Regions from separate parts of the Homo sapiens genome. Here region 2 is linked to region 1. A link is an interaction called in ENCODE POLR2A ChIA-PET data of the cell type or tissue named here. Cell type or tissue: MCF 10A. All regions are shown on one strand. Each heading gives the region's core, and the rest is flanking DNA. Links, peaks and the distances in the headings are about the cores only.

Region 1 (4,396 bases), core at 211-4,210:
GTACCTGCCCAGTAGTAGGAGACTTCTATTAGTAATGGTGTAGGATCCTGAGCCCAGGACTGTTCCTTGCTCTTCCAATAATGACAAGGTTTTGTTTTGTTTTGTTTTGTTTTCTCTTTCTCTAGCTGTAATGGGTTTTCATCTAGTCTTGGAGATATGAAGTTTCTGGTTCTTCCCCCAAGGCTAGAGGCTTTTGTTCCTTGAGAAAGCATCTAAGGAGGGCTTTGTGACTTTCCTTCAGCAACTGCACTCCCCTCCTCCAGGCCTGCACCACCAAGGAAGACTCCCTCTGGTCCCCCACCCTCACCCAGTCTTTCTCATGAGCACCAAATGGAAATCTGTGAAGACGATCTTGTAAGTGTGAACTGCTTCTCTGTCTGTGGCTCCCAGACAAACCTGTACTGTCACACTAGTTCACAGTCAGACTTCTGCAATTTGTTAGAAATTTTAGCAAATCCTTCCTACTTGTTTGATGGCAACCGGCATCTCTTCTTCCTGTGTTCTGCCGAAGGTGAGACAGAGCTTGTACCCTGTATTCTTAGAGACGCCTTGGATTTCAAGCTACCTAGTTGCCCTATGGCCTTAACTATCTGATGGGTTCAAGAAAAATTATGAGTTTGTATTTTATCTGTAGTTTTTCTTATTTCTAGGGTGGAAAAGGTGTTTTTGTTTGCTTTCTACATCCTAGGTAGAAGTAGAACTCCCATTGTATCTTTTTGTTGTTGTTTTGAGACACAGTCTCATTCTGTTGGCCAGGCTGGAGTGCAGTGGCATGATCTCAGCTCACTGCAACCTCCATCTCTCAGGTTCAAGCAATTCTGCCTCACTCTCCCAGGTAGCTGGGATTACAGGCATGTGCCACCAGGCCTGGCTAATTTTTATATTTTTAGCAGAGACGGGGTTTCACCATGTTGGCCAGGCTGGTCTCGAACTCCTGACCTCAGGTAATCTGCCCACCTCAGCCTCCCAAAGTGCTGGGATTATAGGTGTCAGCCACCGTGCCTGGCCCCCATTGTATCTTTAAAGTTATTCTAGAGATTAAAATTTTGCAGATTTTTCCCAGTAATGCATGGAAGGGTTAATAATTTTCACTATCCAAAATTTCATCTTCACATTTGGCTGAGTCATAGACCAGCTAGGAAAAGGCCAGGCAATATTGTGTCTGGCATATTGCTATGTGCACCCAAGTGCTATCATCATTTTCTTGTCCTACAAGAAGGCTTGGAGTTTCCCAGAACAGCCTCTCTTTGTGGGCAGAGGTGGCTGGCTGGCCACCAAACATTTATGCTCTCTTCTATAGTAGAATGCCATTGGGAACAGTTGGCTCTTCCATGAACTACACTTTATAGCTTGCCTTACCGTTAGCTACTGCCATGTAACTGTGTTCTAGCAAATATAAAATTGCAGAATTGATGTGAGCCACTTTCAGGCTTCCCCTGTAAAAGCCACTCACGTGGCATTCCTCCATGCTCCTTCCCTTACCACCAGGTGGATGCAAATGCCCACAGTGATGTGGGAAGTCAGGTGTTTAAGAAGACAGAGCCTCTATTGGTCCTAATCCCTAATGACTGTGCAGAATGGAACTCATACACTCCCATCCCCCAAGCCTGGAGTCAACTTGGATTATTTCATGAGCAAGACATCAACTTTGTGTTCCAGCTCTTAGAGATATTGAGGTCAATTGTCCTGGCAAATGGCCAACCCTAACTAATCTTATCCTTTCCTTCCCTAGTCAAATCACCTGGTCAACCTGCTCTGATATGAGATTTTACCAAGCTTGCCAGTTATCTGTAGGTCATTCACAAGAAACAGACTTCTACAGCCTCACCATTCATGTGTAGATGAAGTCGAGAAGCTAAAAACTAGATGAGATTCAGAAAAATATATTTTCCAAGGGTGATAAAGATTTCATCTGATGTATTGACTCCAAATTATTATTAGTGGCTGCTTGTAGTGCTGTGTTGGGAAATTGTCTGAGGCAGTGTCCAGGCTAATAGAAAAGAACACTGTGATTAATTGGCAATAACTATCATGGCAGGTGAGGTAGGGGTGATGGCATGGGTTCAAAGAACTTCGTCATCCCTGGGACTTAAGCCAAGCTCTTGGATGCATTCAGTAGGCTGTTCCTAGAAATAGTACCCAGATTTGTAAATCTCAAGTAAGAGGCACTTACCATTAAGGCAATATCCTTACCATGGCTGTTACTTATATAAGTTGGTATGATTTATTGGCAGCCTTAATCGGCTAAGTTATAAATGAAATTTAGACATCCCTCTGCCTAGATTCTGCTTGTTTAGTTTAGAAATCAGGTATTTTCAGGACTCAAAATTTCTAGTAAAACATTTTTGAAGGCACACATACTGCTTCCATCTGAGCAGTGGCAAAGCAGATGATTTTAATTGTTGGGATTGTGATCTAGTGTCTTGAAGTCTATTCTGATGAACCGATGAACTCCTTACTAGCTTATAGACTGGTCTGGCAAATAGAAAGAAACAAAGAATAGGAAACAGTCCTGATATAGATAAACTTTTGGTGGTTAAAAAGCAGACAGACCCCTTCTTTCTGCTGTGGGAATTAGAGTTTACTTACAGTGGCTCTCAAGTGCCTGGATTTCTTAAGCTACATGTTCTTAGTTATTATACTATTCTTTTGATGACAAAGGATGAAGTTCAGATACACACACCTAAGTCCAAATCACACTGCATCCAAACAAAATCTTAGCTTAATCTTTTTCACAAACACATTAGAGATTTTTTATTTTCACAGGACATGGGAAAGAGTAATATATTTTGAACACAAAATAAAATGGAGAAGTTAGCCAAGAAGTTCATGTAATTTCTAATCTTGAGGAAACAGACACATCCAAATTGAAGGATATTCTGTAAAATGACTGTTCCAGAGTCTTTTAAAAATGTCAATGTCATGAAAGAATTTTTAAAAATGGTTGAGGGATTGTTTTAGATCAAAAAAAACTAAAGAGGCACAACAACTAAATGCAATGCTCAATCCTCCATTGAGTCCTGGATAACACAAGCCAAAGAGATAGTTTTAAATCTTTTGGAGAAATTTGAATATAAACTTTATATCAGTGTTAAATGTCTTGAGTGTGAAAATCATAGAAGAGTTTCCTTCTACAATTTTAGATAGGTGTTGTAGTACTTAGAGCATGGTATCAAAATGTCTGCACTTACTCTCAAAGGATGAGCATTACACTTAAAGAGATGTGGCAACTGTGGTCACTGTTGGAGAATCTAGATGAAGGCTATACAAGCATTTATTGTTCTGGCCTTACAACTTTCCTGTAGGTTTAAACATTTTCACATTGAAAAGCTGGGAAGAAAAGTTTTTCTACTTGATGGTATATCCTAAGAATTTCCTGTAATATTATATTATATCCTAACCACTCATAATGACTACTTTTAATAACACCATGGTATTCTTTTGAGGGAATATGTATTCTCTTTAATGATTCCACAATTTAGATTCCTAATAAATAATACTTCAATGTGCATCTCTGTATGTATTTTGTAGATTCTAATCTTGGCATAAATTTCCACAGGTAGGTTGCTGGATCAAATGGCCATTTATGGAGAATTTGAAACATTCTGCTGTGATCTATTTTTTTTTAAGCTGGTAAGTGAGATGGCAGGATCTTAATAAAAGTGAGTCATTTCAAACAGTTATATTTCTGTGAGCCTGAATATTTTTAGATTGCTGACACCCCTTTTTCCTCACTCATCTGCCAACCTCCCCAATAGCCGTGGGACCTTGGTTCTGTCTTTGCTGCCATTGATTCCTATAGATGAGATTTTTCAGACTCAGATACTGGGCACCAAGAGGCCAATGAGAGTAGGAGGAAGTTGTTAAGCTTTTCAATATTTCATCAAACAAAATTCATACATTTCTCACACTGAAGCTCACATAAGTGAGTTTAGACATGGAGTCTGGCTCTGGTTCAGCTTTGATAGGTAGGGCTGTAACCTCAGACAGCAGCTCAAATGCAACCTGAGACCCTGAGCCAGAACCACCCCATGAAGCTGCACCCAGGTTCCTGACCTGCAGAGACTGTGTGAGAGAATGAATGTTTGTTGTTTTTAGCTGTCAAGCTTTAGAGTACTTTTTTAATGCGCGATAGATAACCAATACAGATTCTGGAAGTGAGATGTGGCCATAACAAAACATAAAATGTGAATAAAAGACTTGAATACCTACTTCATAAAAGGAGATATGTGAATAATAGGCATATAAAAAGGAGTGCATTAGTCAGCAGAAAAATGCATATTGAAAGCACAATGCAATGCCACTACACACCTACCAGAAAGGCTCCAAGTGTTGGTGAGGATGCAGAATACCTGGAACTCATATATTGCTGACGGGAGTATAAAATGGTGTAAAC
Region 2 (4,396 bases), core at 140-4,139, 250 kb after region 1:
TTAAGACACTTCCAAACAGACAAAATATTAAAAACATTCATTTCATTTACCAACACCTGGGAATCTAGTAATGGTTTTGCCAGCGTTTCTCATACTTTAATGTGCATACATGTCACCTGGGACTCTTGTTAAAGTGCAGATTCTGATGTAGCTCGTCTGGAATGGACTTAGAGTCTGTATTTCCAACAAGTTCCCAGATGCTGCTGCTGCTGCTCCTCCAGGAATCGCCCTTTGAGCAGCAAGGGATCTACTGCTTGTCTTTACCTTTTGAGAGTATTGATGCTCCATCCTGAAAAGGGGCTCAAGGCTGTAAGACATGTACATGAGGGATTCTGAGCCACGTTCATTGTCTTTGTCCTACCGAGATTTAAATCCTGTTTAAAGGAACAAGAGGAAAAAACTTTAAGACATCAGATTTGGAAGAAAATTACCACAAAATCCTTCTAGCAGTATATGATCTAGAAACCTGGTCTGGTCAGCTTTGTTCAAACAACTAATTTTATACTAACATTTTTTTCCAGAGTGCAGACAGTACAGTTGATAAACAGTACATATAGAAAGAATAACATAAATTCTGATCCTGACAAGGCAGATTGTTTTCAAAGCCTGTACTTTCCAAAGCTGTGACAGAACATGACCTGGCAGTTGGTTCCTTTCCTGTTTGGGACACAGGTCCCACATCCTAGAAAATATCAGGAAGACGATTTCTGCAGGTCAAAGTGTTCATCTGAGAAATGCTGGCAGGTCCTCAAAGGGAGTCCCACAGAGGCCGAGGAGATGGGTGGGTCAGAGAGGGCTGTGGTGTGCATGACTGCAGCCCCGAGGTCATGTCTTCCAGCTGCACAGTCTGGGCAGGGCAGAGTGAGAAGGGCGAGGAGGCTCCCGGCTTTGCTGCCACTTGGCCCTCCTGCCTGACACTCTGCATTTGTTTCTAGTAAACGGAGCTGTGAGGCCGAGGTGCTGCAGCTGACACGTGCTTCCATGTTTCCCATAGTGGACCAGGAGCACCATTTCCAAGACAAATATTTATTCTATCGATTTCTGGATGATGAGCACGAGGATGCCCCTTTGCCTACTGAGGAGGAGAAGAAGGAGTGTGATGAGGAGCTCCAGGACACCATGCTGCTGCTGTCACAGATGGGCCCCGACGCCCACATGAGGATGATCCTTCGCAAACCGTGAGTGAGAGCTCGTGGCTCACCCCTCCAGGTCCCAAGGCCGCCTAGTGCATAGACATACCATGAGGAGAGACACAAGGCTGCTCTCAAAAGCCCTGGCCATCCCCCATGGAACAAAAGGGAGCAGCTGAAGGGTGCCACAGCAGTGCTTGTCTCTGTTATTTTAATTTTTGTGTTTGATCCAGATGGCTCCATTTTCCATTTGCATGAGTTAAAGCTGTAGAGGTTGTCAGTAGTTGGCTCCGGCTGTCAAAACTGAGTCCCCATATTAAATGACCTTTGGTCAATGACAAACAGAAACTGCTCTGTTTCTATGCCAGCCTGTGGCAGCACCTTTCTCCCTAATGCAACAGGACAGAGGTCATCAGGACCATAGCCTTCATGCCTAGGCCTGCATTCATTTGTTCCTTCACTCATTCAGCACATGCTCTTACCCACCTCTGAGGCTTCTGTTCTTCAGCTTAAAGCTCATTCTTCTGAGCACACCACAACTGCATTACCCCTGTCAAGGCCCCCATTGAGCCACTGAGGCAGTCTCTCCCTTCTGTCTCAGCTGAACCCACCTTACCTTCAGGAGCAGGCCACCACCTGCAATTGTGGACTCTGAAATGTTTAATCAGATCCACTCAGAAAGAATGTATTATTAAGCCCCCGTTTGATGCAGGGCACTCCACAAATTGCTATGGGGCATATAAAGAAGCATACATGTGGTCCTGATCCTCAGGGAAACCTTTTCAGTTAGCGGTGACTTGGCCCTTGCATCCGAAACCACCACACAGGCTTGTGTTTTTTGGCTGGAAATGAAGACGCCCTCTGCCCCACAGCCAGCGTCGGCCAGCTGTGGATGTCAGCTCTGAGTCATGTTTGGCCGACCTTGGTGTATTAGTCTTGTATTAGACAAGGGCATTACATGTTACATGTCCTGGATGTCTGCTGGGTGCTTTCCAAGAGTGAAGTGTCCCTCAGGCCAGCCTCCCCAGAGGCTGCCCCTCAGACCAACCCACAGTAGCCTCTCTGAAGGCACTTTAATTTCCCTTCCCCAGGATTCTTTGACTTGCCCTTACTCAGGGTTGTCCCCTTTGTCAAAACTTTCTCATGGGTCTGACTCTCCCACACCATGTGTTTCAAAGGCCTCCCCTCATCCCAGCAGATACCATCATCCTTAACTCTAGAACCACACTCTTCAGCTCTGTAAGCCTCAAAACCCTTTCTTCACATAAAAAGATGAACAGGAAAATCCAAAACATCAAACAAAGCTAGAGCTTCACTGACATAAGCAGGAGTGGGGTCCAAGAAACCTGCCCAGCCAATGTATGCTTTCTCTGCCCTGAAGGATCATAGGAGAGCATGGCTGAGGGGGCACAAGAGAATCCCTGGGGCCTGGGGAACTCAGATGAACACCACCATTTTAAGCCATGTTTTCTTTCTTGTCCCCTCTTGTCCCACTGTCCCTCCTGCATATTTCCTCATCATTTCCTGGGTCCATCCCCTTTTTGCTGTCCTCCTTGCTGCCACCTGCATCCAAGCCAACATATGCAGTGGTTCTGAATCAAGGTGGGACAGCCCCCTAAGGGCTGTTGTCAAAGCACAGGAGGGGGCCCACTGCTAGCACTCACTGGGCAGTGGCTAGGACCAAGGGCTGCCAAACACACTGCAGTACCTAGGAACCCAACACAATAAAGAGCTGTCCTGAGAACAATGCCCGTGTGGAGAAATATTGCAGTCAACCATGAGTTTCTTAAAGGCAAAGACAGATCTCATTTTACTACATTTGTTCATTTATTGAGTACCTACATTGTTCTAGATACTATGTTAGGTGCTAAGGCATTAAGGTAAACATTGAACAAGAAGGCTTCTCCTCCTTGGAGTTTTCTGTCTAGGGCAGAGGATTAAGCAACTACTTATGCAAGCAATCATTTAATCACAGCTGCATTACATGCTATGGAGGAAGATGTAGTGTGTGTTGGCACAGCCTAATGTGGAGGAGGGTTTAACCTGGTGTGGAACTTAGTAAGGCCGTATCCCTAGCTCTGTGCATTACACCACATAAGCCATCAGTAAACCTTTGCTGAGTGAGTGAATGAATGAATGAATGAATGGAAGTGTGAATACACAGTCCCAGCTAATGTTCCCTCAGCTCTTACTTGCTTCAAGGGAGGCAAAAATGCCATCTGATTCACAAATGTTTTTGAAATGGCTCCTGCCCTTGGGGAGTTTATAATTCAGTGGGAGAGGAATCCCCAAATTAGATTAAGATCCAACAATCATCAATTGAGTGCCTGCTGTATGCTAGGAACATTCATGCTAATTGTTTGATTTAGCCTTCTCAAGAGACATGAGAGCTTGTTTTCATGAGTCACCTTGGGAGAAATGGGAGTCGCTGCTTGTGCTTCCTTTTATTGTCCATACACCATTGAATCGCATGATCCCTGGCAGCCCAGATTCTTCACAGAATATTACATTCCAAAACTGACACTCTTCCATTATATCGCTAGTTGTTAAAGTACAGGTTTTACAAATATTCCAAGATACATGATTTCAGGTGGCCTTGGGATTTTCCCATCTTCTTAGGTTTTTCGAAACTTTGCAAACGTTGGAATTGGGCTGGCACTTCTGGAACTCTTCAGTTTTCTTTCTGCTGAAATAACAGCTCCCGAGAGATGGGAAAGTGAAAAATAAGGAATCTAATTTTGGGAGACAGATATTCCAACTCTACATGTACATACACACACACACCCTTTTTTTTTTTTTTTGATCTGCTAATAATCTTTGGAGCTACTACTTTATTTAAGTGGAAAGAAAACAAGCTTAGTTGATCAAGAATTGCCAGTATCACTACTGTCCTTGAAGGGACCAACCAAGCACTTCACTCCTGGAAACTGAGGGCATGTTCAGAGGTCCTGGAAATGTTGACTTTCTACTGCCGAAAGTGCTAAGTCATTAAGAAATGTGGAGGCATGAGATGCATTGGCTTCATACTGACCAGGGCAGGACCCCCAACTTTTAAACTCAGCACGGCTGCATTTTATAATAGTCACCACTGCCAGAGAGGTTGCAGAACTCTGATAATTACTGGGAAAGAAATAACACAATATTCTTTGATGAGAAGATTACTTTGAGAATTTGATTGTATAATGAAGATGTTGCTTTGAAAGGTACTTCCTATTGTTCTGAATCTGAGACTTGCTAGCAAAAAAAAAAAGTGTCACTTGTTTTGA

What was found. ChIA-PET counts read pairs that join two places held together with the same protein. Peaks named below come from ENCODE experiments on the same cell type or tissue, not always from the same donor. Only the 100,000 strongest peaks of a DNase experiment are listed, where the experiment ranks them.
Region 2: POLR2A ChIA-PET joins it to region 1 with 5 read pairs; 2 of 35 experiments call an interaction of 5 or more read pairs at or near these places.

What each region holds. Positions count from the first base shown.
Region 1 is chr2:172,720,630-172,725,025 of GRCh38, forward strand. RAPGEF4-AS1 (RAPGEF4 antisense RNA 1) reads right to left here. Exons shown (of 4, transcript NR_026995.1): 4 at 2,560-4,396. It also overlaps a transcript of PDK1 not described here. Among named protein-coding and RNA genes, the nearest start is that of RAPGEF4, 13 kb to the right of the region's middle. In MCF 10A, for the core only: no CTCF peak of the experiment used is centred there; a DNase peak (open chromatin) is centred at 2,072.
Region 2 is chr2:172,966,267-172,970,662 of GRCh38, forward strand. It overlaps RAPGEF4 (Rap guanine nucleotide exchange factor 4), which reads left to right. Exons shown (of 31, transcript NM_007023.4): 10 at 995-1,178. Among named protein-coding and RNA genes, the nearest start is that of MAP3K20, 110 kb to the right of the region's middle. In MCF 10A, for the core only: no CTCF peak of the experiment used is centred there; DNase peaks (open chromatin) are centred at 2,025 and 3,115.